Regions from separate parts of the Mus musculus genome. Here all the other regions are linked to region 1. Evidence: chromatin loops called from intact Hi-C (ENCODE). Cell type or tissue: heart. All regions are shown on one strand. Region 1 has its middle 3.5 kb from the start of Pak4. Region 2 overlaps Gmfg (glia maturation factor, gamma). Region 3 holds the start of Samd4b (sterile alpha motif domain containing 4B). Region 4 has its middle 8.6 kb from the start of Sycn. Region 5 has its middle 20 kb from the start of Ifnl2. Region 6 overlaps Fbxo17 (F-box protein 17).

Region 1 (4,000 bases):
AAGACGGATTAGTAAACAATGAGAGATATGGCTATGAATGTGTCTCTGTGTGTAAGTACTGTGAACCACTGAGCCTGCTCTCCAGCACCCGCCCTCTCCCCCTCTCTGTCCCTCTTCCCCGTGCCCTCGCGCCTTTATATTTTCTTTGTTTTTATGTTTACCTGTGTAAGTGAGTGCCAACTGTGTGAGCAAGTGCCAGAGGAGGTCAAAACAGGGCATCAGATTCCCAGGAGCAGGAGTTAACTGCAAGCAGCTAGACATAGGTGCTGGGAACCCAACTGGAGTCCTCTACAAGAACAATGTACGCTCATCTCTCCAGCCCCACGCAGGCCACTCCTACCCAGAAGCAACATTTGTATCTCTTCCCTTGGAAAGCATCAAGCTGCAGCTGACAAACCACCCTCCGTTATATCAGCCACAGTTCCCTTCCTCCCTTGGACCTCCTTCCCTGCAAGGCTGTGGCATAATGAGGTGAGGGGCACGAGCCCACCTGTACTCCACACCCCAACAGTTGATCTGATAACCAACGTGGCACCTAAGTGACCAATTTGAGCAACTGGTGTGGATGGGTACACTGGGTGGAGGGATGATCCCCATCGGATCGATTAGTGAATATAAGCAGAAAAAATGAAGCAGGGTGTGCTGACTCATGACTCCACTCATGAAGACAGAGGCAGGGGGATCATTGTGTTCTAGGCTGAGACTAGAGGGAGATTCCTGGTTTTGTTTCTCATGTAGCTCAGGCTGGCCATGAATTCGTGATATAGTTGGGGGTGGACTTGAACTTCTGATCCCTGTGCCTCCACTTTTTGGATGCTGGGATTACACAGAGGTGGCCCCGTGCCCTTGCTTGTGAGAGAATATTTCTATCGCTCAGATTCCCCTGCAGCAACCCCACTCCCATCAGCCTCTAGCATCAACTAATCTAATGTGGTCATTATCGATTAGATTTGCCTTTCCTACGATACTAGGAATGGAGCTATGCAGTACCGACCTTTAGAAAATGGCTTCTTTCAACCAGCCCAGTCTATTTGCTCCACAGGTCAGTCAGAGTACCAGCCCCTTCCTCACTGAGGGATTCTAGGTAGGGGCTACACCACTGAGCCATGCCCCCAACTCCTCACTGGGGATTCTAGGCAGGGGCTTTACCACTGGGCCACACACCCAGACCCTCACTGGGGGATTCTTCTTGGGGGCTCTACCCATCCCTAGTCCCCTCCCTGACAGACTCCAGGCAAACACCCTCCAGGTAAATTGCATCTTCATCTCTACATGTTCTTTTTATGGCCACGTGGGATTATTTGACAGCACAGAACTTTCTAGTCCTCATCATTTTATTTTATGTTTTTAAATTTTATTTATGTTATTTTTCCGGTGGTCGGGAGGGGACCAGAAGTGATTAGAAGTCTAGACATTTGAAATCAGAATGCCTGTGTGATTTGGGGATTATGTACGTTTTCTGTGCCTTAATTTTCACGCCTTTTGAATGGGAATATCAATAGTGCATATGGATTTTTGTGAGGACTTCAGTGATAACAGCCCTCCAAATCTTAGCTGAAATAACTTTGTCTTTCAAGCCACCATTTAGCAGTTCTTCATGACAGACTGCAGTAAGACAAGCCAACCTTCCCAGGCTCAAACAGCTTCTGCCGACACCAACAGCACCCTTTCTTAAGGGCCAAGAAATAAACACAAATTTTTCCTAGAGTCTGGTTGTTACCCAGGCCCTGAAGTTTGCTGTTCTAACACTAGGTGGCGGTCTAAGCCCTGATTTGTACCATTTGGGGAGTAAATGAACGGGGTGGGGGGGAGGTGTTCTTGGGAGGGGGTGCAGTCATTTGTAGCTCTCCACAGCCCCATAAATAACCCCTAATAAACGTGCGTGAGTCATTCCATTGGTTGTTGGCATGCACCATCCCTGCGTGGAGACAGATGTTAATTTTACATCTTCCTGGGAGAACCCTACTGCAAATTCTAAGGGAGTGTATGTTACATGGCCTGCCGCATTGCATACTCTGTCAATGTTGGCATTATCATTATTCAATGTGATTGGCTCACAGCGAGTGCTCAGTGTATATATTTATTGAGCCAGTGTGAGCATAGGTTTTGAAGTCAGACCTCGGTTTAAAATCTATTAAGGGGGCTGGGGAGATAGCTCAGCGTGTAAAGGCGCTTGCTCAATGGCCTGAATTCAATCCTGGGAATCACACAGAAGAAACAGAGAACATTTTCTTTGTCCCCCTCACTCTGGTACACAGTCATACACAGGCAAAACAAGCAAATATAAAGAAAGAGGAAAAACAACAAGAGTGTTTAAACACCGGTGAGAATACTTCGAATGCAGGCCAAAGTGTGAACAACAAGAGTGTTTAAACACCGGTGAGAATACAGGCCAAAGTGATGAATCCCTTGTATGATCTTGCGATGTGTGTCCCCGACCATAGGGAGGCAGCAGAGGGCAGCCGGTGAATGAACGAGCACCTAGAATTCTCCCAACTTTGGTCTCTAGGGTGAACTAGAAACCAATAATTCCACTTTAGCATAAAATTCCAGGTTCGTAAAAATGTTCAGAATAGCTGGGCATGGCGGGGCACGCATTTAATCCCAGCACTCGGGAGTCAGAGGCAGGTGGATTTCTAAGTTTGAGGCCTATCTGGTCTACAGAGCAAGTTCAAGAACAGCCAGGGCCACACAGAGAAACCTTGTCTTGGAAAAAAAAGAACCTAGGGAGAAAAGAAAGACAGGGGGGTGGGGAGGGGGAGAGGAGGGGGAGAGGAAGAGGGAGAGAGAAAGGGAGAGAGAGTATAGAGCACCCACTGCCTCTTGTAGCATCGTTGCTACAAGTGGTTTGTATCTCTAGGGAGGCAATGGCGGTCACCCCTGTCTTCCCAACACGAGGGATGTGGGAGCAGACAGATCATCAGCTGGAGGTCATCCTTGGCTACATCCTGAGTTCCAGGCATGAGCCTGGGCTGCATGAGACTTTGTCTAAAACAAAACCAAATACAAGCAAACAGTTCTTCAGGAGCTGAGAGTGTGCCTCACTTATTCAGAACCAGTCAAGATTCTCTTACAGTCCTGGGCTCAATCCCCAGCTCCCGACCCCACACTCAGAGTTTAGAAGATAAGGTGAACTCGCTCACATTTCCTCTAGCCCATCACTCGTGTATTCAAAGGAAACAATTATGTAGCTGCTTGGGCTTGTTTTTTTTATTTTTGTGGATGATGGTTTCTAAAAGCAAACTGTGTACCACAGCACAGGAGCTCAATGAGGAAAGTGTGGCTGAGCAAATTAGAGTCAATTAGTAGGATGGCTTCTTAGGCAGCCCCAAGATTAATCTTCTTGAAGAATATTTATTGACATCAAGAGTCACTGATGATGTATATAGTCTTAGTTTTAAAAGGTATTTTTCTGGGGCTGGAGAAATGGCTCCGTCCGTAAGAGCACTTGTTGCTTTTTCAGAGGCCCTCTTCTAGCCTCTGAGAACACACACACGCAGAGGGGTACACACACACACACACACACACACACACACACACAGAGGGATGGGGAATATTTCTTTAAACCTACTTATTTTTCTGGGGTGGGGAATAATTATTTATTTTATTTTTTATTCTTTGGTTTTTCGAGACAGGGTTTCTCTGTATAGCCCTGGCTGTCCTAGAACTCACTCTGTAGACCAGGCTGGCCTCGAACTCAGAAATCCGCCTGCCTCTGCCTCCTGAGTGCTGGGATTAAAGGCGTGCACCACCACTGCCCAGCGGGAATAATTTTTAAATTTATTTACTCTTCTTTCATACATTACTTCTCAACTGCAGTGTCCCATCCCTCCACTCCTTCCAGTTCTCCCCATAAATCGTTTTTTTAAGATATATATTTCAGACCATTCTTCCAGGCATGGTAAGGAGACACGTGCCTGTAATCCCAGTGCTAAAAGACTCTCTTAGTGCATCGGAGGCCTTGAGTTCAAGTGGACATAAGCTGAAGGGAGAGATAGGG
Region 2 (4,000 bases), 150 kb after region 1:
GACCTAGCCTATAATTCCTCACCTAGGCCCTACCCCCAATTCTGGCCCCACCTGCTTGCTGCCTCTTTTTTTTTTTTTTTGGTTTTTTGAGACAGGGTTTCTCTGTGTAGCCCTGGCTGTCCTTGAACTCACTCTGTAGACCAGGCTGACTTCAAACTCAGAAATCCGCCTGCCTCAGCCTCCCAAGTGCTGGGATTAAAGGCATGTGCCACTACTGCCAGGGCTACCTGCTGCCTCTTAAGCCCTGCCCTAAAGCACAAATCTAGCTCTGTATGGCAACCTGGCCCAGAATTTGCTGTGTAAACCAACCTGGCCTTGAACTCAGAGATATCTGCGGGCCTCTGCCTCTCAAGTGTTGGGAGTAAAGGCGTGCGCCACCACGCCCAACCTGAAACTCAGGATTCTTACTCTTCTTTGGTTTTTCCAGATTAGGATTTCTCAGTAGCTTTAGCTGTCCTGGAACTCACTTTATAGACCAGACTGGCCTCCAGTCCACAGAGATCCGCCTGCCTGTGCCTTCCAGGTGCTGGGATTGCAGTCATACCCGATCACTGCACCTCCTCCACCACCACCACCACCACCACCACCACCACCACCACCACCACCACCACCCACTTCGAGACTTAATTATAGTATTTATCCTAGGTTCCACCCACAAGTCTAAGCCCCACCCACTAATGCCTAAGCCACACTCTGCATTTTTGCCTTCCTGCCCAAAGAATACACACACACACACACACACACACAAATACAATGTAATAAAATACATCAAAATTTTAAAAAGTAAATAAATAAGTTAACATCAGGGTGCTGGTACTTCTTAAAAGACTGAACCCATCGAACCACCCCTCCGCCCCTTTGGTTAGTCTTTGCTTTCCAGATTTGCTCTTGATTGGGCGAGTCACCTACATGGTCCTTTCTGATTGGGTTATTTGCAGTTCTACCCGAAAAGCCAGTTCAACTCTGAAGGATAGTGAGGATGGAGGGGGAAAAGAAATGGCTGTTGAGTTCTTGCATAAAAAAACCATAGTGTGGTCTTTGGGCCTGGGATAGTCTATGGCTTCACCTTCTGTGCCTCGGTTTCTTTGTCTTCAGAGTGAGGTTAATTAAACTATGCCCGTATGGTGCCCACAGATCCTTGACTCGTAGGAAGCGCTCAGTGGGAGAGTTAGCTGTTATGCATTTGAGGTTGTGACTGTTGTGACAAGTTCCATGATCTCGGCAAGCCAGCGGCGGTTGCTTGGCCTCGATGCCTCTTCTTATCCCCAGACCTCTCTTTCCCACCTCCAGCCATTGGGAACTGAGGCTGTGATCAGAAGAAACATAGGTGGGGTGGAGCCTCTAGCAGGGCGGAGACAGCTTGATCCACATGTCCCAGAACATGGAAAGCTAAGGGCATTTCTCCATAGCCCAGTTTAGAGATATTCTATGCAGAACTTCTCGACAAGGGTTTGTCTTGACTGGGGATAAAAGAACACGGATTGAAGGGGGGAAGAATCTGAAGGCTGAGAGGGAGAGGCAGGGTTAGAATTCCCTTTTAGGCTCGTCTAAGAGCACCAGGGTTGGGGGAGGGACAGCCCAGGCCCAAGGTCACTGTGTCATTGTTACCATGGCAACGGCCACCTCTCAACGGGGAACCTGGAAAGAGGTGGAGGGAGGGAGTTCCAGGGGCCTTGGGTGTGAGGATTGAGGAGCCATGGGAGACACTGGGAGAAGCAGAGAAAGTATGATTCATCTTTGTGGTGACTGCCCATCTCAGAGCCCTGTATGGCTTGGGTGCTCAACACATGTCCTTCAAAGAGAAACAGAGGTTTGAGAAAATTCAATGCCCTGATGTGCCAAGAAAAAAGAAAGAAAAAGAAAAAAGGCTAGCGTATAGGGAGTATCCTTTCCCTGACTCTTCAAGCCCTCTGGGGCTCACTGAGAGTTCTGAATTCTCTCTCCCCACAGTCCTGGGCCTTCAAGCTTAGCAAAACCTCAAAACATCCATCCCTCAGCATCCTCCTGAGTGCCTGAAGCAATTACATTTTGATCTTTTGACATCTTTTGGCCTTTAAATTCTTCCTATCTGAGGGCTGAGAAAAGTAGCATTTGGCGCCAAAGATGCCTTCTTGTCCCAGAGCGGGGGAAACAGGTGGAGAAAAAGGGTGCCCGCGCTCTCCTCTCGAGGGTCTTTATCCCCTTAGGCGTGACCCTTCATTGATTCAAACATTTCTCCAAATTCCTTAAGGGGACCCAGGCCACCTTCCATCCAAGGAAACCCCATAGTCCCCCCTCCCTTGGTTTCTGAGAAACAGGTGTCTGTTCTCCTGGGACCAGCTTGGTTTCGCTGGAAACGTCCGCCCCCTCCCGGCCAAAGTTGGAACTGTAGGGACTGTCCGGCGGCACCAACAAAGAGGCTCAGATTTTGCAGATACCATGTCGTTATTAAGTTCCTGAAATTTTAACCTTTATTTCGCTCTTGGATGTTCATATCCTATCAATCTGAGCCTTCAGAAGTAAGGATTCCAAATCCCTGGCTCAAAGGTCAACGAAAGAAAGCTAACTTTTCCTTAAGCCAGGTCTCGGTGAGGTCGTCTGTGGTGCGGATTTCAAACACCTGGATAAAGAGCAATCGGCATTATGATCCAATGAGGATTCCTAACCCCCTAGGAATCAGGAGTCCAGATTCCAGCCATCCTCCTCCAAACCCAGGAGTCCGTACCCCAGTCCTCCTACTAGAAACCCAGGAGTCACCCTCCTACTTTGTTTGTCAAGAAGCCCTCCTGCTTCAAATCCAGAAATCCCAGCCTCCATATCCCTCCTTTCTCAGACCTTGGAGTCCAGGCCCATCCCACTTCCCTCAGACCTGAGGATCTAGGCCCAGCCTTTCTCTCTGGGGTCTAGAATTTACCCCCAGCCCACCAACCCCAGGGGTCCAGCCCCTGGCTCCCTCCCTCAGACCCTCAGGTTGCCCAGCCCCTCCAGAGCCCCTCCGGACCTTGGTAAGCTCCGCCGTCTGCACCAGCCTGTTTTTACTTCCTGCGTACATCATCTGTTGTTCAGGCTTGCAGCCTGTGTGAGAAAGGGAGATGGATGTGGTGGGGAACGCGACATAACTGGTAAAGCTCTAGGAATGTCCAGTAGGCACAGAAGGTCCTTGGAGGAGGACCTTGAAAGTCATCCGTCCTCAAGAGTTTCTACATTTGTTTGGGAGCTTCAAGTGATAGTGAGGGTCTCTGGGAGAAGAGTCAGAAGCCTGTCAGGGATTTCCAGGTAACATGAACAGGATTCCATGAGTTCTTGACGAATCTAAATGCCTGCCTTCACTTCTCAGCTCCCACGTACAACGCACCCACCCACACACACATTCACATGATTACTCTTTTTTTTTTTCTTTTCCTTAGACAGGGTCTCGCTATGTAGCCAAGATTGATCTTGAACTCACTGTGTAGACAAGACTGGCCTTGATTTCACAAAGATCTGCTTGCCCCTGCCTCCTGAGTGCTGGAATTAACAGCTTGAGCCACCATGCCTGCCTGCCCGACTTGTTCAGATTAGTTGTCGTTTAGTCGGGCCTGGCATCAGCTTCCCAAGTTCTGTGCTGAGATCACAGTTAGAGCATGACCATGCCTGGCTATGGTGTGTGTGCGTGTGCGTGTGTGTGTGTGTGTGTGTGTGTGCGTGTGTGTGTGTGTGTTTAGGGAGAGTTGTTTGAGACAGAGTCTCTATGTAGCTCTGGCTGTCCTGGGACTTGCTATTCACACCAGGCTGATCTCAAATTCACAGAGATCTGCATGCCTCTGCCTCCTGTGTGCTGGTTTTAGAAGGTGTGTGCCACCATACCTGGTTACTATTGACACCTCCACAGTGACACACACACACATTCACACTCACTCACACACTCACAAACGCACACTCATAACACAGCCATGCACACTCAACACACTCTACATTCACATTCACAAACACACACCCAACACACACAGACACACACTCACAAACACTCTCTCTCTCACAC
Region 3 (4,000 bases), 170 kb after region 1:
AGCCATGAATATCTAAAAAGACATTGTCTCCAAAGACCAAAAAAAAAAAAAAAAAAAAAAAGGTGGAGTGGGCTGGGAAGATAGCTCAGTGGTTAAGAGCACTGACTGCTGCTCTTCCAGAGGTCCTGAGTTCAATTCCCAGCAACCACATGGTGGCTCACAACCATCTGCAATGGAATCTGATACCCTCTTCTGGTCTGTCTAAAGACACCTACAGTGTGCTCATAATTAATAAATCTTAAAAAAAAAAAAGACTTAAAATATCTGTGTTTCTCTGCGCAGCCCTGGCTGTCCTGGAACTCGCTCTGTAGACAAAACTAGCCTTGAACTCAGAGAGCCACCTGCCTCTGCCTCCCGAGTTCAGGGTCTCAATATGTAGACCAGGCTAGCTTCAAGCCTACAGAAATGCTCTGCTGGGATAGGACGCGCCGCTAAGCCCAGTTCCCGTCAACTCTTTCCTGTGCCATCTTCACAATGTTGGTCTAGTACTCATTTCTTTTCTCAACTCATGTGCCCTCATTTCTCAGAATTCCGTCTGAGCCTTGTCTCCATTCACCCCTCATACCCTCCTTGGGATTGGTCACAAACTCCCACAACCTCAATTACCATCTCTAATGATCCTTAAATCCTGGTCTCCAGCCTCAATTTGTGCCCGAGGTGGGGCAATGGTCTTGACCTCAGTGTTGGCTGTCCCACATTGAGCTTCTCCTCTGGGACCCAATCTCCCAGAGGGCTTTGTCCTGGACTTTTCTCTTCCGCCCTGTGGCCAGCCAGTGGCAAAAGGCTAGTTCAATGGGCCACCTGAGTGTCCCGCCTACTTCGCACCTCCTCCCTCCCCAAGGTCCCTTCCAGATGCAACCCCGCCCCAACTCCCCAGGTAGCTCCCTGGGTTCTCTCTTCTGTGTCTCATTCCTTCTCACCCCACTTCCCTATGTAAGCTAGAGGCGTCCCTTCCAAACTCCCAAGTCCCCAAGACCTTACTGGCCCCGTCACTCTAGTCGCTGTGCCTTTAGCACAAGTGCATACTCCCTCCAGTGGCCAAACATCTAGCCGCAGCTCATTTCCTACCACTCCCTGTCGTAAATTCGACACTCCACCCTGACTGTATTTCTTGGAGTTCTCGGAACAAGCCACGTTGCTGTCACCCTTCTGGAGAGCCGGCCCCTTTCCAGTCAGTTCACCCCAGCGCAGGACAGTTTGTGGATGGACTAAGATCACGACAAGAGTGATGGAAGCAATCTCCATTTATTGACAGCCTCTTATGTGTGGGGTCTTATCTCTTTCCACCCTTAAAGGGTCGACCTCGCTCATCTTGAGGTGTCACTTGAGGCGCGGCCGATCGATACCAGGAGCCAGGAGGCAGCATTGTCATCCCAAAGGGCGATGGTACTACCGGACACAAACCCTGGGCGGGGTGTGACCGAGGGGCGGAGAGGAGGGGGTCCTTGAACGCCAGAATGAGGAATTGTGACTGGGTTCGCCGCTACTGAGTTAGACCGGCGCGAGACTGCCCCCTGCGGGTCCGTAGGTCCAATCGCGGGCTTCGCCAGACCGTTGCCCGGGGCAACGCGGCGCGCGCCCCTCCTCTTCCCGGCCCTCTGCTCTCCGCCCGGGGCCTGTCCGTCTGTCCGTCACCTTCTCGTCAGACCAATCGTAGTGAGGAGGGGGCGGGCCTCTCAGGCCTCCTTCCAGCCCTGTCGCTCCCCTCCAGGCCAAGACCCCGCCTTTCTTGCCGCACACCTCCCACCCTTCGGTCTGCCCTCGCCGCCAGTTGGCTGGGCTCACCGTCTGTCAATAGGGTGTGAGCTAATGCTGGCGCACAGTGGCCCTCCGGGGCGGGGCCAGGGGCGGTGACGCACGGCGCGGTGACGCAGCGCGACGGCGGCGGCGGCGGCGGCGGCGGTGGTCGGTGCGGGAGGAGGGAGGGGAGCTCTCGGGCCAGAGAGGGGGCGACGGCGGCGGCGGCGGCGGCGGCAGCGGCGCGGGTGGCGGCGGCTGCCCGAGGAGGTGCGGGTGGCGGCGGCGGCGGCGGAGGCCGAGGCGGTGAGTCTCGGGCAAGGCCGGGCCGGCGGGCGCGGGGCGGCGGCGGTCGAGGCGCGCGGCGCTCCCCTCAGGGCGACCCAGGCCGCGCGGCCGGCCCCGCCCCCTCAGGGACCCCGCGCCGCGGGCTGCGGCGGGCGGCTGACTCGGGCCTCGGGAGGCCGGAGGATCCTGGAGGACCCCTTAGGGTTCCGCACTCAGCCCGTTTCTCCCTACCCGGGCCCCTTCCTCAGTTTCCCTCCCAAACCGTCACGCCCTGGGGCTAGCCGAGGGGCCGGGCCCGGGGACTTCTGTCCTGACTCGGCACACATCTGCCTGGTCCTCCCGCACGACTCCAGCGGCCTCCCCGGAGACCACCCTCAGCTTTCAACTGCCTCCTCTGGGGACGCTCCCTGTGGATCCCCGCCCTTTGGTCCTTGGTTCTCTCCTCACATCTTCCTCCTGAATCGCAACACATTCCTTGGTGGCTACTCGTCATCTGTCTTCACAGCACAGATATTCCAGGCATCTCCCCCAGGAAGAACCTTAAAGCCCCTAAACCGCCCCCAGATACTCTCTGCATCTAACCCCCCCCCCATCTGCATCACATATTCAAGTCATCTCTCCTTCAGACTTCTTCAAATACCCCCAAGAATTTACCCTTCTACCTCTCCCCATTCCAAAAGTCTTAGAGATTTTCACTCTTATCCCCAAATTCTTCAGGATGTCCCTGGTGAACACTACATCATCCTTAAAGAGCTTGCATATCCCAGAACAGTCGTCCTCAGATACTCAGGAAGTGCTCTTAGATGCCAAAACTCACCTAGAGGACCCTCTCCTCTCCTCTCTTTGCTTCCACCTCCTATATACGCCCTGTCCTCTTCTCATATTTCTTAGACCCTTCTATAGATTTCCAAACTCATGTTACACAAATATTCCCCAGCTTGGAATGCTCTAGAGGTAATCTCATGTACCCCAGCCCTTTTCTCCTCAGCCTCTACACCTTCTAATCTTGAAAATCTCCAGAGTTCCTCTCATATTCCCAAAACCTCTTCCAAAGCCTGTCTTCTGTATCCCAAATCCTTTCCAGTAACACACACCACATGTTTTAAGAATAGTGTACGGACTCCAAAAAAGTTTCCTCATAGCCTCTATTCTTCTCAAACTTTTCTTGGATAACCTGAAAATTTGAAACTCCCTTTCTAGCCTTTGGTAAACTTTCTGACACTCTTCCTTACAATACTGAAACACCCCTCTAAGCTACAGCTTTCAGGACCCCCATGCATCACAGAACTTAGTAACCCTGAGATGGCCTTTAGTTCTTTCTTTTTCTCAGACTTTCTTATTAAAAGACTTTTCTAGCTATCTCTTCCTCAGAATCTCCCCCACCCCCAATTCTCTAGAACCATCTTTAGAAAGCCTTGCATACCTACCTAATCTTTCTTCAGTATAGCTGAACACCCAGAATTCTTTGTGGAAAACCTACTCCAATGCTTTCAGGTCTTCATTAGGAGTCTTCTTCCCTCAGCCCTATATGCTTGGGGTTTTTTTTTGGGGGGGGTTGTTTGTTTTTAAACTTGAGATTTCTCATAAAGCCCCCCAATGCCTACCCTACCCTGTATTTAAAAATCCCTCTGTCAGGACCTTTCTCAGAAGACCACTTCCTAAGACATTCTTTAGAGATTTTTCTCCCAAGCCCCGTGTCGGTAATCTATAGCACTTTCTGGAAACCCACCCTCAATTTTCTTCTCTGACATCCCCAGTCTTATTTCAGGAATCTGTCAGATGAATCCCAGTTAGGCTAAATCTCTTCTTGCTTTCTCTTATCCCTCCATTCTTAGTCCTTTGAAATTATAAACTCTTCTGGATACTCAGCCTACTTCCCCCACTATTTCTGCAGGGGCCCCAGCATCCTTCAGACTCTCCCTTCCCAAACTTCCTCTACTTCTGGAATCCTAGTGCTTGAAGACTTCTCTCAATA
Region 4 (4,000 bases), 69 kb after region 1:
TCATGGAGTGTACACTCCCACGCACAAACATATGCTCACACACAAATGAAATACACACAACGTACATATGAAGCCGGGTGTGGTGGCATACACCTTTAAACCCAACACTGAGGAGGCAGAGTTCTAGGCTAGCCTGGTCTACATAGTGAGTTCTAGGCCAGCCAGGGCTACACAGAGAAACCCTGTCTCAAAGTGTACGGGTGCACTAGAGAGACAGCTCAGATGCTGAGAGCACCTGCTGCTGCTCTTCATGACAACCCTGGTTCAATTCCCAGCATCCAATTGGCAGGTGACAGCATCTGCAACTACAGTCCCAGGGGATGTGGCCCACTCTGTTAAAAATGCACATGTGTGGTTACAGACATACATACAGGCAGGACACACATACACATAAAACAAAGTAAAAGGAAAAAAGGTTTGTCTTTGTTTTAAACGAAAGATTCTATTTGTTTGCTTTTATTTTATGTGCGTTGGTGTTTTGCCTGCTTGTACGTCTGTGTGAGAGTGTCTAAGCCCTGGAACTGGAGTTGCAGACAGTTGTGAGCTGCTGAGTGGGTGCTGGGAATTGAACCCTGATCCTCCAGAAGAGCAGTGAGTGCCTTTAACTGCTGAGCCATCTCTCCAGCCCCAAAAAGTTTTGTTTTTTTTAAATGTAAAAGAAAATGTTGAATGTGTTTCACGCAGACAGAAAAACATGCAAATCAGCCCTGAGCACGCCAGGCCATGGGTAGCCACGATTGCTGAGGGATGGCAGGTACCCTGGGGACTTGTTTCCTCAGTCACTCATTGCTTAACCAAGGGGACAGACCCTGAGAACTATGTCCTGGAGTTGTGCAAATATCACAGGTTGCTCACACGACTGTATTTTTTCAGATCGGGTCTCTTACTGAAGCTGGAGCTCACCACCATGGAGGTCACTGTGTCTGGTCAGTGACCTTCAGGGAGCTGCCTGTGTCTCTCTGCCCCTTCTTCCTCCCCCCAGCACCGATGTCACAGAGCACCAACGTCACAAGGCACCGCCATCACCTAGCTTTCTACTCATGCCCTCAAATTTGTGCAACAAGCACGTTTCCCACTAAGCTATTTCCCCAGTTCTCATGTTTTGTTTTTCAGACAGGACCTCATAGCCCCGGCTGGCCTCAAACTCACTATGTAGTTGAAGCTGGCCTCAAAGTCCTGATCCTCCCGCCTCTGCCTCAACTGCTGGGATGATAGTTGTAAGCTATTAAGCTGGATCTTGGAGGGCGTCCATGTGTGCGAAGGAAGAGACTCTCAGGCCTCTGCTCCTGTGATAACTAGTTCACTCCCACTCAGCCACCTTCAGCCATTCGTGATGGTGACACAGTCATGACGTTGCCACCTCTCACAGGCCTCGCCTCGCAATACTGTTGGTGTGACAGATTTCCACAGGAGTTTTGAAACCACTGCAGATGGCAGCTGTTGGGGTAGGGATCTCTCAGGAGAAATATCACAGACACGGCTGTCATCCCGTAGTCGGTTTTGATGGCTCGGGTAGGTTAAAATTCATTTTGATTGGAAGCAATAGAAACCCACTCAAACTAGCTTAAGTGGGGGGATGTGTACTATAAGGGGAAAGGATGTGTTAGAGACTCTGACAGAAACATTTTGGCACTGACTTGTAAAGTTGAATATATGCAGGTTCCAGAAGTCAGTAACTATACTCAGGTCGGTCACGAAGAACCCTCGCATGGCACAGGAGAGGAGAACCGACGCACATCAGTTAATCCTAGCACTTGGAGTAGAGGCTGCCGGATCAGGGGTTCGAGACCAGCCCTAACTCCACAGTGAATTCAGCAGGGGCAGAGAAGATCTCCTAGCCTCCCAAACTAAGAAACAAACTTTTTTTTTTCTTGCCTCTAGTTTTACTTCTCATCCAGTGCTGAGGAGTGGGCTGGACCCAAGGTAGCACACGTGCATTGTATTGTAAACCATTCTTTGTAAACCACCCACTTTGGAACCACAGATAGTTGGAAGATGGCTTGAGACATTGCTGCAGGCCCAAAACTACGGGGAGTTGCTACGGAAGAACACAGACACATGCCGGAGTCATCCCCCAGACACACAGACTGGGCTCTGTGACCCAGATGTGGCCTCACTCCGGACAGCTCATTAGCTCCAGCTGTTAACTGCTGCTGCCGTCACAAGTGGGGACAGATCCCGTGATGTGGCTGTCAGAATCCCTTATGATACTCTCAGCCATTCTTTCATGTTCAGCCTTTCCCTCTCCCTCATTATTGTGTGTGTGTGTGTGTGTGTGTGTGTGTGTGTGTATGCGTGTCTGTCTGTCTCACTGTTGTTATAGAATAGGCCTCAGAACAGAACAGCTCTTATTTTTTAATTATTTATTTTTATTTTATTATTATTTTTTTTTTGTTTTTTGTTTTTTCGAGACAGGTTTTCTCTGTATAGCCCTGGCTGTCCTGGAACTCACTCTGTAGACCAGGCTGGCCTCGAACTCAGAAATCCACCTGCCTCTGCCTCTCAAGTGCTGGGATTAAAGGCATGAGCCATGACTGCCTGGTTTATTTTTATTTTTATTTTTTATTTTTTTGTTTCTGTTTTTTCGAGACAGGGTTTCTCTGTATAGCCCTGGCTGTCCTGGAGCTCACTTTGTAGACCAGGTTGGCCTTGAACTCAGAAATCCGCCTGCCTCTGCCTCCCGAGTGCTGGGATTAAAGGCGTGCGCCACCACACCCGGCTTATTTTTATTTATATGAGTACACTGTAGCTGTCTTCAGACACACCAGAAGAGGGCATCGGATCCCATTACAGATGGTTGTGAGCCACCATGTGGTTGCTGGGAATTGAACTCAGGACCTCTGGAAGAGCAATCAGTGTTCTTAACTGCTGAGCCATCTCTCCAGCCTAACAGCTCTTATTTTTATCAGAGCCATTGTGGCTACGCAAAGACACCCTCAAGGTCAGACTTGTTCGGCCAGCAAGATGGCTTAGTGGGTAAAGTGTTTGTCCCCAAGCTTAATGACTAAGCTTGTGCCCTGGGACCCACATGGTTGAAAGAGAGACATGACTCACACAAGTGGTCCTCTTACCTCCACACACACAAGCTAAATTACTATATTATGATATAATATAATATAATATAATATAATACAATATAATACAATATAAAAAATACAGAGCAAGCCAAGCATAATAGCATTTAACCCCAGCATTCAGGAGGTAGAGGCAGGAGGATTACCAAGTATTCCAGGCTGGTCTGATCTACTTGGTGAGTTCTAGATCAGCCAGGGCTACACAGTGAGAACCTGTCTCAAAAATTAGTTAATCAATTACCATTGGAAAGAGACCAGGCCTGTTGACTGTAGACCTTCCCCCAGGGAAGGAGAGTGTGGAGGCCATTAGGTCCCTGCCTGAGATTCCAGCTGCTCCCTCCTGCATACCCCTCCCTTGTCAGTATGGAATCTGTCAAGTGCTCTCATGACCTTGTCTCAGGAGGTTTTTAGAATACATAGAGTATGAAAAGTAGCTAAAGAGGGGGTCTTCACCTGTAGGAAGATGTATGTCACCCTTCTATGTGGGGTGACACTCTGTCAGGAAGGCAGCTTGGGGATCGGATCACCTATGATCTCTTTAATCCCAAGAAACATATTGGCTCCCCAAATTGGACTTTGGTCTGTTGTTGGTGTCCCATCTTGGAGAAGCAAATGTTGTTTCTATCCTGAGTGAAAAGTTCACTTAAGACATATACACACACATACACACATATACATACATACACATACATACATACATACATACATACATACATACACATAACACACATATACACATATGTCCCGACCCACAGGACAGTCGAACAGGGACTTGAGGGGACACCTGGAAGAGAATGGGGGACAAAGGAACACAAAGAACAAGCAAGACAAGCGGTTCTGTTCAAGCTGACAAATTTTTATTTTTCCCACACAGGTTATATACTCATAGGAGCAGGAAGGGTGGGTGGAGGGGGGTCACTTTGTCT
Region 5 (4,000 bases), 110 kb after region 1:
TGAGCCATCTCTCCAGCCCTGAAGGCAACTCTTAAAGGGACAACATTTAACTGGGGCTGGCTTACAGGTTCAGAGGTTCAGTCTATTATTATCACAGTAGGGAGCATGGCTGTGTCTCGGCAGATGCGGTGCTGGAGAAGGAGCTGAGAGTTCTGCATCTTGACCGAAGGCAACCAGGAGAGACTGGCACCCTTAGGCAGCTAAAAGGAAGCTCTCTCCCACAATGGGTGGAGCCCGAGCATAGGAGGATACCTCCAAAGCCCACCCCCCACAGTGACGCACTTCCTCCAACAAGGCCACGCCTCCTAACGGTACCATTCCCTATAGGCCAAAGACTTTCAAACCACCACAGGGGATAAGGAAATTGACTGAGTAGGTAAGAATGCTTACTGAGAAAGCACTAGGATCTGAATCCAGATTCCCAGGATCCACCTAAAAGACAAAGAACGTCAATGCTGGCTTGGGTGTAGGGTAATAAAGACAGGCAACAGTAGCTTGCTGGATACCAGCCGAGCACATCAACACTCTGGGTCCAATGACCCTGTGTCAAAGAAATAAGGCACAGACTGAGAGCAGAGGACACTTAGTGCCTTCCTTTGGATTCCAATGATCGTGCACATGTGTCCAGGCACCTGCACATATGTCACACATACATCATACATACATAAACATAAACATAAACCAACAAGAAAATCAGGAAGGAAGTTTCTGCTACACTCAAATTTTAATTAGGAGTAAAAGCACCTATATTAAGCAATCATTATGTGCTAAGCACGACTTTAGGCCTGGGAATTTAACATGGACCTACTTGGTGTGGGTCCCTTGCAGCCCACAGTCTAGTGGGGGAGGGGTGGATAGACAAGAAGACACACACAGTAAAACGTGTGTCCGGTTGGGCCTAGTAAGAAACAATGCTGGTCTCCGGGATGTGTTTGTTCTCCAGGAGCGTGCTGCTGGGAAGCAAGCTTCCCTGTGCATTAAGCTGTTCCTAAGAGGCTGTTTCTCTTTCCATTTCTTTGCCCTGTTGTGATACCGCCAAGGGGATCTGCAACAGAGGCCAAACACATAGCACGCCCGAATGTTGGCCTTTTAGCCTTTAGGAATATAGGCAAAGTAAACCTTTTTTCTTTATCAAGTACCCAGTCTTCAGCTTTGTGTTATAGCCACAGGAGACTGGCTGACATAGAGGGTACAGACCATGTGCTTTTTGTGTGTCTATACGGCATGTACCAATAGCTAAATGGATCTAAGTACACGCGGGGCACAGGGGCCACCTGCTCTGCTAAACAGAAGAAGGTAATATAATGCATTATTAAGAAACACCAAGGGGGTACACAGAGAAGGCCGGTCTCAAAACAAAACAAACAAACAAACAAAACAAAACAAAATCAAACAAGCAAAAGAGAAAGAAAGAAAAAGAGCCAGGCATGGTGGCACACGCCTTTAATCCCAGCACTTGGGAGGCAGAAGCAGGCAGATTTCTGAGTTCGAGGCCAGCCTGGTCTACAAAGTGAGTTCCCGGACAGCCAGGGCAACACAGAGAAACCCTGTCTCGGATAAAAAAAAAAAAAAAAAAGAAAAGAAAAGAAAAGAAAAAAGAAAAAGAACCTGATGGGATATCAGAGCGCCACCACCAGGGCAAAGTTCTCCTAGTCAACTGGTAACACAAAAGGATCCCTAGATGCCCACAGGCAAGGCAGGTGGGAGGGCGCCTAGAGCAGGGTGCCGCTAACTGTGTGAAGTTCAGGAGGACCTCGGCAGGAGCCTCCAGCAGCGCACGGGCAGCGCACGGGCAGCTTGAGGCAGCTGGGTGGGAAGAAGGCTTCTTTAGTCTCCCGACCGCACCCCCATGCCACGGCCCTCCACCTCAGCATATGTCCCCTCGGAGTTGGGACAGGACCTAAAAACAATCACTAGGCTAGCTTCACAGAGACATCTAGAGACACTCTAGCCAGCTAAGCGTGTGGCGTCAGGGACATGGCCAAGACAGCTGCCCCTTCTTCATCTCAGTGTATCCCTGTCCTGCCACCTAAAGAAACCAGAGGGCCAGAATCCTTACTGCTTGACCGGCCACCTTCGTTACTGCCAGTGTCCCTGTAGCACCCTCTACTGGCCAGGTTGGCCAAGTTTCTACTCTACAAAGAATAATACAGAGAGGGGGCGGGGTGTCTTTTAATAGGTGTGGACTCAACCAATCATCGATTGAAAATACCAAGAGGCGATGGACAGTATTGGCTCGTGCTTTCAATCCCAGCACTCGGGAGGCATAGGCAGCGAGTGAGGCCAACCTGATCTATAGAATGAGATCTGGAACAGCCGGCCAGGACTACACTGAGTAAACAAAGGGGGGGGGGGAGGGAGAGGGAGAAAGAAGGGGAGGAAGGGAGGGAGAGAGAATTCAGAGAAGCAAGGATTCTGAGCCATGATAGCAGAATGGATCAGTAATTCCAGCACACAGAAGTTAGGAAGGTAATGAAATAAGGAATAAGACCTCTCAAAGGAGGAAGAGGCCTGGGGAGATGGGTCAGCCAGCAAAGTGCTTGCTGAATAAGGGTTAGACCCTCAACACCGGCATAAAAAAGCTAGGGAAGAGAAGAAGATAAACTGGGGCTTGCTGGCCAGCCAACCTAGCCTACTTGTTTAATAGCAGTCCAGCGAGGAACTCTTGCTAAAAAAGGAAAAGAAGAGAAGAGAAGAGAAGAGAAGAGAAGAGAAGAGAAGAGAAGAGAAGAGAAGAGAAGGACAGAAACCAAGGTTTCATGAACACACACACTAAATAAATAAATGAATATCTAGGGCCAACAAGATGGCTCAACAGGTAAAAGTAATAAATTACCATACAAGCCTGATGGAACCAAGAAGTATCACATTGAAAACCCACACATTGGGCTGGTGAGATGGCTCAGTGGGTAAGGGCACCCGACTGCTCTTCTGAAGGTCAGGAGTTCAAATCCCAGCAACCACATGGTGGCTCACAACCATCCGTAACGAGATCTGACTCCCTCTTCTGGAGTGTCTGAGGACAGCTACAGTGTACTTACATATAATAAAATAAATAAATAAATCTTAAAAAAAAAAATCACCCATTTCTACATTAAAAAAAAAAAAAAAAAGAAAACCCACACATTTGCCCTCCACAGGGATAACCTGTTGCACTCTGATGACACCCATTTTTCCTCTTGGAAGTCCAGGGCCCTGGCATCTGGGAAGTAGTTCTGCAGTCCTGTGACCTCAACTCAACCAATGTGAAGGAGTTCTGTAGAGTCATGTGACCTCAGGGCACTCAATCACACACATCACAACAGATCAGGTTGTGTGTGTGTGTGGGGGGGGGGTGTCTCTGCAGTGATGCTGAACCTCTGTAATCCCAGAGATTAAGAGGGTGAAGCAGGAGGATCAGGCGTTCTATGATACCCAAGGAAAAACCCTGTCTCAAACAAACTCTAAGCAGGGCATGGTGGGAGTGCCTGAATTACCCGGCAAGCATTTGGAAATTGGAGGCAGGAATACTAGGAGTTCAAGGTCCTCCTCAGCTACATGGTGGATTTGAGGCTAGTCTAGGCTATATGAGATCCTAACTCAGAATGCCAGTGTGTGTGTGTGTGTGTGTGTGTGTCTGTCTGTCTGTCTGTCTGTCTATGTATGTACCTGTGTGTCTGTGTGGTGTGGATCTGTGTTTGTGTGTATGTAGGAGCTGTAAGGATGGCTTGCTGTTTACACTGACATTTCAACACAGACAGCACTGTATCGGGTTATCTTGAGGAGTCTGCATAATCATAGGCATAAAATGCTTATAGAGGCTGAAGATTTGGCTGAAGTGGATAGAGTGCTTGCTTAGCATGCAGGAAGCCCTAGGTTTGAGGGGGTGAAGTGGCTCATGCCTGCAATTCCAGCACTCTAGAAGTGGAGGTCCAAGGATCGAGAGTTTAAGGTCACCCTTGAGTGCATAGAGAGTTCAAGGCCAGCCTGTATAAAAGTGGGGGGGGGGGCAGGGGAGCCT
Region 6 (4,000 bases), 130 kb before region 1:
ACTGCAGTGATGCAAGGTGAGTGTTCTCTGCTGTAGCCATCAGCAGCGTTTCGCTGTCGTCACCTAGGTTCTAGGAACCTTCTCATTCTAGGCTTCTACCGGGGTTCCTCACTGGAGGCTGCTCTGATGGCCTGTCAGAGATGACCTTTGAACCTTAGTCCTCATCAGCTGTCACCTGCACCACCACCATCTCCTGGCTCTGTGCTTCCTTCCTCGTAAGCACTCAGGTAGGGGAAACACTTGGGTCAGGTGCTGTCCTGTGCAGCTCAGAACCCTCCACAACTCCCCGTTCTCAAGCTAATGGCAGACTCCTCTCTGAGGGCCGTAAGGTTTCACACTATCTGCCCACTGTCTCTCTGTTCTCCTCTCACTCAGGTATTCACTTAAAGGTGGCCACGTCTCTGAGCCTTTCCCTGGCTGCCTCCTTTATAATTGTGAGGCCTCACCACCAAACTACTCCCCCCCTTTTTTAAACTTTTCTCTAAAAAAAATTTCTTTTTCTTGCCAAGTGTGGTGGCCTAGACCTTTAATCTCAGTGCTCCTGAGGTAGAGGTAGACAGATCTCTGTGAGCTTGCACCATCCTACTTTACACAGTGGGGTCCAGACCAGCTAGGGACTCAAGAAGAAAAGGAGGAGGAAGAGGACAGACAGACAAATGGGGCTGAACCAATGGACCAGGGGACAATAGCACTCACTTCTCTAGTAGAGGACTGATTCAATTTCCCAGCACCTACATTGTGGGTCACAACTGCTCTAACTCCAGTTTCAGGGGATCTGACACCCTCTCCTAGCTTCTGAGGGCACCATGCATACGCGTGTTACACAGAAAAAGAAGAGGGGTAGGGGGCCTGCAAGACTGAGCCAAGCAAAGCTTGAATCCTGTCTGCTGCATGTAGGAACTCCAGGTCTCTCTGTGGGGATGCCCATGGTACATCGCTCCCACAATCTGGAGGCTAAATGTCAATCACTGGCTGAGACCAGTTTGGGTGGGGGAAATCAGATACTGTCTGCTTGTCACTCAGCTACTGGTAAGAGAGTCTGAGCTGCATGTTTGTTGGCTGGTTATTTTTGGTTGGCATGGTAACTGGGGATGCTGCTAACATTCCATCTGCAAAAACCTATGACTGTACATTCCAAAAAGGACTATGATGATGGTACTTGCTCTCTGACACGTAACTCCATCAGTCTGCGAGTCACAAGGCCTCAGTCACTGGAGAAGTGGCACTGCCAAGGGATTTTCCAGGTGGCAGTCTAAAAATGCCTCTGACTCCCTGTAGAGTCACGATCCCTCTTGGGAGTCCTAGATCGTTGCTAGGTAGTTAACAACTGGCTAGGTGGGGGTCGGAGGGTGGGAAGACTAATGTTTATAGCCTTGGTTGTTGCCTGGGGTATGAATCACACAATTACACTGCCCAGCTGAGGCCCCAGGGCTGTGAAGTTGGAAAGAGATACGCGCAGTTTATCCACTTGAGCTGGTGCAAGCTGGCCCCAGCACATCCCGGCCGGTGCCAGCTGCTGACATTTCAGCTGGCCACTTGAGGGTGCTGTGCTGAAGACAGCAGGGATTGGCCAGCTGGTTTAGCATTCCCAACACGGGGACCAACATAAAAGCCATCATCCTGTGACCCAGACTCCTCTTCCATTTTGTAGCAATGACATATGAGACCCCTGAGTGTGGGCCAGTTGGCTGAGTTCAGTTAGTTCCCAGAGCATTAAAACAACATCATTATTTATGCAACCATCTATCTTTGTCCTCCCACTCCAAATCCAAGGTGTTTTTGTTTGTTTGTTTGTTTTTTACCTTTTTAAAGGGGTGTGCATGCATGGGTGCAGGCATGTTTGAGAGAGAGAGAGAGAGAGAGAGAGAGAGACTATGTATTCCTGGCTGCCCTGGAACTTGCTAAATAAACAATGCTGTTAATTCACAGAGATCCACCTGCTTCTGCCTTGGGAGGGCTGGGATTAAAAAGTGCTTGGCTTTTTAAAAGTTTTTCTTTTCTTTTCTTTCCTTTTTTTTTTTTTTGGTTTTTCGAGACAGGGTTTCTCTGTATAGCCCTGGCTGTCCTGGAACTCACCCGGCTTTTTCTTTCTTTTTTTTTTTTTTTATAATTACATCAATTTCAATTCTCTTCTTTCGACATGTGGATCACGGGGGATCGAACTCAGGTCGTCACGTGTGTCACCAGGCACCTTTACCCACTGAGCCTTGTCAGCCCTCAAGTATTCTAGAATCCGATGGTAGTTTTTGTTTTTGTTGATGTTGTTATACAGGGTCTCACTCTAGTGCAAGTCGGATTAGAATATGCCCTAGCCTTAAGCTTTCTAGGATCACGGCACTGAACTGCTGTAGAACAGGTCAATGAACCATTTATTGAACTAATATTAGGCCTTTAAAAAAAGGCCTTGAAGTCTTTTTTTCCTCTGATGGCTACCACGATGCTACAGGTTTCCAGTAGGGGGCGCTGGAGGAGCGTGGCAGGCGGCTGGGCTTCTCTGCGGCATGCGCCTGCAGGCTCTGACGCATCTATGGCATCACCAGGATTCTCCAGCGCCTGGCTCCTGCCACGTGTGGCTGGCACTACCATCTCGCTCCAGACACTTTTCTGTATGCGTTTTTGTGTGGCCTCCGACTGGATATGCACTTCCGGTAAAGCCAATTCCAGCCTGGGGCTGCTGTCTTTTTAATTGTTCTTCCTTTTGATTTCTTTTTTTCTGTTCCTTTAAATGTTTACCTTTAACACTTGTTTATATAGTGCGTGTTGTGTGCATGTAGATGCACTTATGCTAAAGCATGTGTGTGCAATCAGAGGAAAGTTTGCAGGTGGTAGTTCGTCCCTTCTACCCAGTAGTTTCTGAGGATGAACTCAGGTTGTCCAGCTTGCTGGCAAGTGCCTTCCCCGTGAGCTATCTCAGTGGCTCTTCTTGGTGTTTTTGAAGTAGGTTCTAGGCAGCCAAGGCTGGCCTTGAACTTCTTATCCTTCTGTCTTTATCTCCCAAGTGACGGGATTAAGGCTGTATGGCACCTCATTCAACTCATTTTTCACTCCCTCCATAATTTCCTGTTCCCCTCCTCCCTTTCCTCCCTCCTTTCCTTCCTTCCATTTCTTAGTAATGGTCTCCCTATGTTGCTCAGGCTGGCCTTGAACTACCGGGCTTAAATTACCCTCTTGACTCAGTTTCCCAGGTAGCAAAGAATACAGACATGTGCTTAGGCACACACACACACATATAATATAAGATGATGTTTTAAAAATAATTATTTTATGTGAATAAATGTCTTGCCTGCACGGATGTAATGAGTGCACCACATTTGTGTCTGGTGCCTGAGACACAAGTCATCCGAGGGCATTGGGTTTCCTAGAAAAGACATTAATCATGATTGTGACCATGTCAGTCCTAAACAGGAGCAGAAGGTGCTATTAATTACTGAGACATCTTTCCAGTTCCCAAAATGATGTTTTAAGTGTGTGTGTGTGTATGTGTGTGCATGTGTGTGTGTGTGTGTGTGTATGTGTGTGCATGTGTGTGTGTGTGTGCGCACATATAGAGATAAGTGGACAGCTTGCAGGCGCTGGTTCTCTCCTGCAACACGGGCTCTGGGGATGAAACTCAGGCTTGGTGGCAAGTATCTTTACTGGCTGAAATGTAATAAGAGTTTTGGTTTCTTTGAAAACACAGAAGCACTATGGGAATATGGTTTCCTTTCACTCCCAGGTGTAGCCTATGGCGCTGCTTCAGACTGTCTTTAGCAGCTGGCTACAATTTGCCTCGTGCTCTCGCAGGGGTGTGATTTTTGCCATCAGCAGATAGTTTTTGTGACTGTATGACATTTGGAATTCTGGGGAGTTATCAGAGGGCATATGAAAGCCGAGAGCAGGGGTGGGTTGTTTGCTGTTGTCTGCTGTTGCTTGTTGTTGGTTACTGTTTGTTAAGTAGTTGTAAGGGAAGAAGAAAACAAGAAGAAACAAGATATCCTGACAGTGAAGATCAAATTTGCCC

The links. A loop is a pair of places that touch in the nucleus more often than their neighbours do. Peaks named below come from ENCODE experiments on the same cell type or tissue, not always from the same donor. Only the 100,000 strongest peaks of a DNase experiment are listed, where the experiment ranks them.
Region 2: it touches region 1 in a loop (9-fold over the local background); 30 of 42 quality-filtered maps call a loop at or near these places.
Region 3: it touches region 1 in a loop (5-fold over the local background); 28 of 42 quality-filtered maps call a loop at or near these places.
Region 4: a loop joins it to region 1, with 2.8 times the contacts of the local background. A loop is called at or near these places in 10 of 42 quality-filtered maps.
Region 5: it touches region 1 in a loop (8-fold over the local background); 13 of 42 quality-filtered maps call a loop at or near these places.
Region 6: it touches region 1 in a loop (3-fold over the local background); 25 of 42 quality-filtered maps call a loop at or near these places.

The regions. Positions count from the first base shown.
Region 1 is chr7:28,599,680-28,603,679 of GRCm38, reverse strand. No RefSeq gene overlaps it. Among named protein-coding and RNA genes, the nearest start is that of Pak4, 3.5 kb to the right of the region's middle. In heart, CTCF peaks have their summits at 1,725 (motif pointing right) and 2,449 (motif pointing right); no DNase peak of the experiment used is centred here; H3K27ac peaks cover 370 bases.
Region 2 is chr7:28,444,971-28,448,970 of GRCm38, reverse strand. Gmfg (glia maturation factor, gamma) reads right to left here. Exons shown (of 7, transcript NM_001039192.2): 6 at 2,981-3,054; 7 at 741-2,599. The coding sequence ends at 2,528. Among named protein-coding and RNA genes, the nearest start is that of Lrfn1, 5.3 kb to the left of the region's middle. In heart, a CTCF peak has its summit at 2,352 (motif pointing left); a DNase peak (open chromatin) is centred at 2,320; H3K27ac peaks cover 270 bases; H3K27me3 peaks cover 1,100 bases.
Region 3 is chr7:28,434,181-28,438,180 of GRCm38, reverse strand. It overlaps Samd4b (sterile alpha motif domain containing 4B), which reads left to right and starts at 1,990. Exons shown (of 13, transcript NM_175021.3): 1 at 1,990-2,043. It also overlaps a transcript of Gmfg not described here. In heart, CTCF peaks have their summits at 1,027, 1,325 and 1,524 (motif pointing left); DNase peaks (open chromatin) are centred at 1,040, 1,710 and 2,340; H3K4me3 peaks cover 3,080 bases; H3K27ac peaks cover 2,076 bases.
Region 4 is chr7:28,530,333-28,534,332 of GRCm38, reverse strand. No RefSeq gene overlaps it. Among named protein-coding and RNA genes, the nearest start is that of Sycn, 8.6 kb to the left of the region's middle. In heart, no CTCF peak of the experiment used is centred here; no DNase peak of the experiment used is centred here.
Region 5 is chr7:28,488,775-28,492,774 of GRCm38, reverse strand. No RefSeq gene overlaps it. Among named protein-coding and RNA genes, the nearest start is that of Ifnl2, 20 kb to the left of the region's middle. In heart, a CTCF peak has its summit at 2,108 (motif pointing left); no DNase peak of the experiment used is centred here; H3K4me3 peaks cover 314 bases; H3K27me3 peaks cover 813 bases.
Region 6 is chr7:28,725,305-28,729,304 of GRCm38, reverse strand. The region is part of intron 2 of Fbxo17 (F-box protein 17); the gene reads right to left. Among named protein-coding and RNA genes, the nearest start is that of Fbxo17, 11 kb to the right of the region's middle. In heart, CTCF peaks have their summits at 1,527 (motif pointing right) and 2,457 (motif pointing right); no DNase peak of the experiment used is centred here; H3K4me3 peaks cover 277 bases.